Linked DNA regions of Homo sapiens: region 2 is linked to region 1. Evidence: chromatin contacts called from ENCODE Hi-C data. All regions are on one chromosome and are shown on one strand. Each heading gives the region's core, a stretch centred on a gene start or an enhancer-like site at or near the end of the contact. The rest is flanking DNA. Distances are from core to core; before and after follow the strand shown.

Region 1 (3,253 bases), core at 81-2,580:
GAGGTGTCCTAGGGGCAGAGCCCCTGTATCCATCTCAGTTGTAAGCCATACTGAGTCCAGCTCACAACCAGAAGCGACAATCCTACACATTCCCCCAAGTGCAGACCACCACTGGTCTGGTCATCTCTAGCCATAAGTCCCACTTACTCCCCACAAGGCTGGAGCCTCTTTCCTCAGCCCTGGGTTCCTCCCTTCTTTTATCCATGGTCCTGATAGTTTCACCATTCCCACTCACACATGTGGCCTCCCACCTCATCCAAGCACCACCCTTGCCCAGCCCTCATGGCAAACTCCATTGGTCCTCCTAGTGCATCTATCCCTCACATCATGTTGCTGCTGCAGCTGCTCCAGAACCTGCACTGAGTCCCTGGTGCTGGCCTCACTGATGTGTAGCGGTGCTGTCCAACACAGCAGCCGTCATCCACATGAGGTTACTTAAATTTAAAGTTTTAAAAATTAACAATTCGATTTCTCAGTTGCCTTAGCCACATTTCAAGAGTTCAATGACCACATGTGGCTAATGGTTACTCTGTTGGACAGCACAAAGGTAGAACGTTCCCACCATCATATAAAGTTCTATTAGACAGCGCAGGTCTAGAGTTTCGCTCTGCAGCACTGCCTTAGCCAGCACTCCCTACTCTGCAGTTCAGTCTCTTATCTCACCCCAAACAGACCCTCTACTCCCGCCACAAACCCTTGTGGGTCTGCACCACGCCTGCTCCTCGGGAAGGTGATTTTCCCGACCTCGGGCCCTCGGTGGGCGTCCATGATCGGTGCCCCTTCACTACCAGAGTAGTTGAAGATCTGATTAAACTCAGTCATTCATTTGATGAGCAGACCTTCCAGACACCCGGAGTGGGCTCCGGGAGTCAGTTGCTGAGGACCCAGGTGAGAGGCGGACCTTGTCCCCGCCCGGGGACTCCCTGTCACGGCTATCCCGTCCAACCCCGCCGGGGTATCCGGACTCAGAACTGAACCTACTCCGTCTGGGAGCCCAAGGACGGCGAGGGCGGCGCATGGCTCCCCCAAGTCGCCCCCGCCTGGCCCCAAGCTCCACAGGACCTGCCAGACCAGCTTCCGCTCGGAGTTTCGCACCCAGATCCCTGCGCTGCAGGTGCCCTCGCACTGGACTAGCCCGGACCGCGAAGGGAATAGCCGGAACCCGCCAGGCTCAGAGCCCTGCCGCCCCTCACTCACCCGGAGCCTCGGCCGCAGCGACCCGGCTCACAACATCCGCCCAACCTCTTGGCTACGGCGTCCGTTCAGGGCCAAATCACGCGCACGCTTGCGCGCTGAGCCTCCAGCCGCGCACGCGCACTGGCCCGCGCCCAGCCTCCGCTAGGGGACCCCCTCCATGGCTTCCCACCGGGTTGTTCCAGGCCTCAGCTTCGCCGAAAGGCCTCACCACCTCCGACCTCCGCCTGCTCTGGGGATGCTCCCAGCCCTGCTGCGGCAGAACGCGACATGCTAACCGGAATCCCTAGGCCGCCTGTCTCCTACCCATACTTAGAGGCCCCGCTCAGACGGTCCTTAAAACGTCTGAAAGGCCGTTCCTGCCAGAGTCCCTGCTACCTGTTACCTCCACCCCTATTTAGTCCTAGTGGACAGCCTCGCTCACCTTCCCTGGGATGACACTTCTGGCGGCTGAGATGAGCGAGCCTCTCTGGGCTCTGCCGCCGGGTGTGGGCTGACCTGCCTACAGCTGGGGCCTGATAAGGCAGCAGCAAAAGGGTGGAGGGGAGGCAGTGTTGAAGCTGGGGCAAGTAATTTTCCCCAATTTACAGGGAAAAACCGAAATTCAGAAAAGTTTAATGTCACCCAGGGGCTGGAGCCCAGACCTCTGGCAGCTCTCACTTTCACAATGCCCTTGGGCTGACTAGGCTGCAGAGGGGTTTCACCCCAACCCCAGGGCACCTCAAGTGTCCCCACCAAACCTTCCTAACACCTGTCCACTAAGCTGTACTAGGCCCTTGCAACTGACCTATGGGACCTGAGGCCTGGCCCCTCATGGCTCCTGTCACCAGGTCTCAGGTCAGGGTCCAGCAGGCCCTGAGCTGACGTGTGGAGCCAGAGCCACCCAATCCCGTAGGGACAGGTTTCACAACTTCCCGGATGGGGCTGTGGTGGGTCACAGTGCAGCCTCCAGCCAGAAGGATGGGGTGGCTCCCACTCCTGCTGCTTCTGACTCAATGCTTAGGGGTCCCTGGTAAGTGCCCCCAACCCTGATCCCCATCTGCCTTCAGGAGGGGGTTGGCCCCATTCTCCTATTCTAGGATGAGAAAAAAGTCGGGGAGCCAGAGGCTCAGTGGGCATGGGGCAGTGACCTTGCCCTCTTGAGCACAGCTGGGAAGCCCTAGGAACACATAGACATTGCCCACTTAGGCCTCTATTAGCACGTCTGCTCTAGCACTGAAGCAGTGTCAGGACCACACAGATGCACGCACACAGCAGGCAGTGACCCCTCCTGAGCCTGATCTACCCCTCTAACCTAGCATATGCCTTTGTGCAGGTGAGAGCCCAGATTTGGAGTCTGAATGCCTAGCCAGGGCCCCTGGCTGGGTAATGTGATGGCTCTGAGCCTTAGCATTCTCATTTGAGAGATGAGGTGGGGCAAGCTTCATCACCCACTGCTCTCACAGAGCGTATGTGTTAGATCTGAGCCCGGTGCCTGGGCCACTAAACAGAGGCACCGGTGATAACTACCAAGTCTGGGCCTGCTTCCCAGGGGAAATTTTTTTCACAAGTATCTGTGCAGGGGGCTAGACTGGCCCTTGAAAGTGCATACAGGGTCCATCCCAGAAGCCTTGTAGCTTTGATCCCCTGAATGAACAAAGTGTGGACATGCCAATACACATTACTGACATGTATGCCCACCTGACCTGCACCCACTCATGCCTACTCTGCAGGGCAGCGCTCGCCATTGAATGACTTCCAAGTGCTCCGGGGCACAGAGCTACAGCACCTGCTACATGCGGTGGTGCCCGGGCCTTGGCAGGAGGATGTGGCAGATGCTGAAGAGTGTGCTGGTCGCTGTGGGCCCTTAATGGACTGCCGGTGAGTGGCCACTGGGCCTAGATAAGACTGGGGGCAGGGAAGCCTGGGCTGTGGCGTTACCCTGTGCCTTCTTCTCTCCAGGGCCTTCCACTACAACGTGAGCAGCCATGGTTGCCAACTGCTGCCATGGACTCAACACTCGCCCCACACGAGGCTGCGGCGTTCTGGGCGCTGTGACCTCTTCCAGAAGAAAGGCAAG
Region 2 (3,006 bases), core at 393-2,892, 920 kb before region 1:
GCTGGCAGAGTTGCACTCATGAAGCCCGGCTTCCCTTCAGGAAAGCTACAGAGAAGTGACTGCCCTGAAATCTGAAACTTAACGTTTTTTCCCCAGTTTCACAGGGTTTTGCTTTCAGGTTTCTTTTGCCCTCTGCCATTCTGGGCAGAGCAAACTGAGCCCTGTCTTCCCTGGATGCTATCGTTCAGGCCCTTCAACAAGGCCAGGGGTCTGTCATCCCTGCCCAGGATCTCAGAGCTAGACTCCTTTCTGGGGACCCTGGGGGCACACACTGGGAGGGGGATGGGGGTGGGGAGTGGACCCTGCAACCTCTCCAAATCCCACAGTTCTTCTGGCCCAAGGGTTTGGAGGAGATTCACAGACCCTACAGTCCTTCAAGATGCTCCATAGTGAATCCAGTGAACTGAAAAAAGGTGGAGAGGGTCCTGGTAGGAGCGTGGGCTTCTGATTCAGAGCTGGGACCAAGCTCTTACCCTGCCATTTCCTAGCATTTGTTCCCTGGGGCTGTCTTCTGTCCGCATAACGGGAGCAACACCAGTTGTAGAGGATCAAATGCAGCAAGTACTCCCTGTAGATAAGAGCGAGTGTTACTACTCTGCCCCCGCCATCCCGCCCCAACCTCTATCACCCTACTCCCAGATTATCTCCCTATGTTTTGAGTTGCAGGACTCTCTCTCAGCATTTTTTTTCTGGCGGGGGGTGGGGGTGGTACCAACCCAGAGTCCGGGCCATCTGGGGCTGTCTCTGCTTGCTTTCTCAAATCTGTAGTCTCTTCTCCCCTGACTGGCAGGGCCGGCCAGAAACCAGTGCCAGCCAAGACTGGATGGTCTGCCTGATTCGAAAAGTTGGGGCGTGCTTTCTCCTTCAACTCTTTCAAAGAAAACGTTCTTGTCTGGATCTTTCTGGCTGTGGTGACCGCCGGCTTGACCTCAGTGGACCCACTCATTTCTGGAACTGTCCTCTGCACCCCGCCCTGCCCTAAGTCCCGCTCCAGATCTCACCCCATGCCACCCAATCCGACACCCGACACACAGAGTCCTAGGGTCCAGGAGCGGCCGTCCCAACACGGGGCGCTTGCACACGCCGACAGACCTCCTTGGAGGAGCCGCTCGCAGGGAGGACAAGCCCGGGACTCCGCCCCCCGCCCTGCCACGAGTTCCACCGCGAGATAAGAGGGCCCTTCCCCAACGACGCAGAATGCCAGAAGGCAATCTGGGCGCGGGTTGCTGAGCCCGGGCCCCTCCTTAACTTCCCCGACCCGGTCTTTCCCCACTGATCTCTCCGACCTGCCCCTCTGGGTAGCTTCAGCCCCGGGTCCACGCGCTGCTATTGGCCCTCCCCGACCGCTCGGCTCCACCTTCAGCGTCGCGATTGGTCAGCTCGCGGGGCCCCGCCCCGTTTTCCTGGAAAGTTCTTGGAAATCTGTCAAAGTATTTCCTTTCACTGCTCAGGGCCCCAGACCCGGCGACGGGGCCCGCGCACCCCGCCCGGGCCCCACCGCTCAGCCCGCGGTTCTAGGAAGACGCTGCTTCCGGGAAGGGCTGGAACGCGGCAGACAAAGGATTAGGCAGCAGCTCGCCCCGCCCCGCTCGTCTGGCCCGCCCCCCTCGCCCTCGCAGGCGGTCCGCGCCACTGCCTCTCAGTCCCTGTCCTGCGCCCGCGCGCCCCGGGAGCCTACCCAGCACGCGCTCCGCGCCCACTGGTTCCCTCCAGCCGCCGCCGTCCAGCCGAGTCCCCACTCCGGAGTCGCCGCTGCCGCGGGGACATGGTCCTCTGCGTTCAGGGGTAAGCGCGGCTCTCTGCCCCCTTCCCGGCCACCACGAGGGGCGCACGGGAGAACAGGGGCTTCGTGCTAGCTGCCGGGCATTGGGAGGGCTTGACGGGCCAGAGGTGACTGAGCGCAGACGGACCTCAGGAGCAAGGCTCTGTGTGGGGCTGTGACACTCCCACTCCCCGCCCCCACACACTTACCTCAATTCCCACTGTGGATTGGGAAACCGGGGGCTGGCCGGCTAAAGGAGGAACTCACAGGGTGGGCTCAGCCTGGGTTCTCATTGGAGCAGATGGATGCTAACGGCACGGCGTCCCCCAAGATGTGGCCAACAATCCCAGATATTCTTCTGGGCCCAGAGCACTCTACGCTAGCCTGCCTGCTGCCCTGCCTGCTAGTAACCTTGGACCAGCCCCTGGCCCCCTCTGTCCTGGTGTCCCCTCTCCTGCCCCAGGCTAGCAAGTAGGCTCTTCTTGGGAAGCCAGCCGCAGATCCTTGCCTTTCCTCAGGCTGGCACCTGATGGTCTGCAACTCTCGGGAGGCCCTGGGTTTGGCCTGGTCCTGCTTGGGGTACCCCCACAATCGTCTCACAACCCTGTCTCAGCCCAGTCTGGGATCCCAATGTGAGAAGGACCTTGGCTCCTGCCTCTCATCTTCAAATTTCCCAGACTTGAGGTAAGGGACAGTGGAGAGGGGATGCTGATAAGACAGAGTCTTGACCTGAGCTGAGCATTCCTGGCCATCCACTCTGTCCTGAACCTCAGCAACCCCTTCAACCAAAGGGTCTGATGCTGGCCATGGTGATGTGACAGGAGCTCAGGAAGCTCCAAGGAGAGAGGAAGAAGGTATAAATGGGTGTTCTGCACTCAGGGAGGACTGGGTGGCTGTGCTTATCGCAACTGGCCTGGTGCCAAGTGAGGGAGGGTGGAAGGTGAGGCCAAGGAAGAGGACATGGAGGTGCTGGGAAGACTACTTCTCCCTTGCTGTCTCCAGCAAGTTCCTTCCTCCTGTCTGCATTCTGGGACTCCTGAATACCTGCCCCACCACTGCCTTCCACCCCAGGAGCCTCCCCCTGCATTCCGGGGTCCCATAGCCTCTTTCACTTTTTACCCTAGGTGAGCACCCCCTTGTAAGCTCAGGGCTACTGTTGGGTGTCAGGGAACAAAGTTTTAGACTGCTGCGCTCCAAAGCGGGCACACACATGTACCTAGAACACACCAGCCACTGTCCCCACC

The links. A loop is a pair of places that touch in the nucleus more often than their neighbours do. Pooled maps may share reads with other maps.
Region 2: a pooled map shows a loop between it and region 1 (7-fold over the local background). The contact joins the promoter of CISH here to the promoter of MST1 in region 1. A Hi-C loop is called at or near these places in 4 of 50 pooled maps.

Annotation. Positions count from the first base shown.
Region 1 is chr3:49,687,551-49,690,803 of GRCh38, reverse strand. It overlaps MST1 (macrophage stimulating 1), which reads left to right and starts at 1,330. Exons shown (of 18, transcript NM_020998.4): 1 at 1,330-2,206; 2 at 2,907-3,054; 3 at 3,136-3,248. The coding sequence starts at 2,113. RNF123 (ring finger protein 123) reads right to left here and starts at 1,247. Exons shown (of 39, transcript NM_022064.5): 1 at 1,198-1,247. RefSeq lists an enhancer at 1,417-1,976.
Region 2 is chr3:50,610,410-50,613,415 of GRCh38, reverse strand. It overlaps CISH (cytokine inducible SH2 containing protein), which reads left to right and starts at 1,642. Exons shown (of 3, transcript NM_145071.4): 1 at 1,642-1,785. The coding sequence starts at 1,766. It also overlaps a transcript of MAPKAPK3 not described here. RefSeq lists enhancers at 1,124-1,213, 2,123-2,683 and a silencer at 1,294-1,773.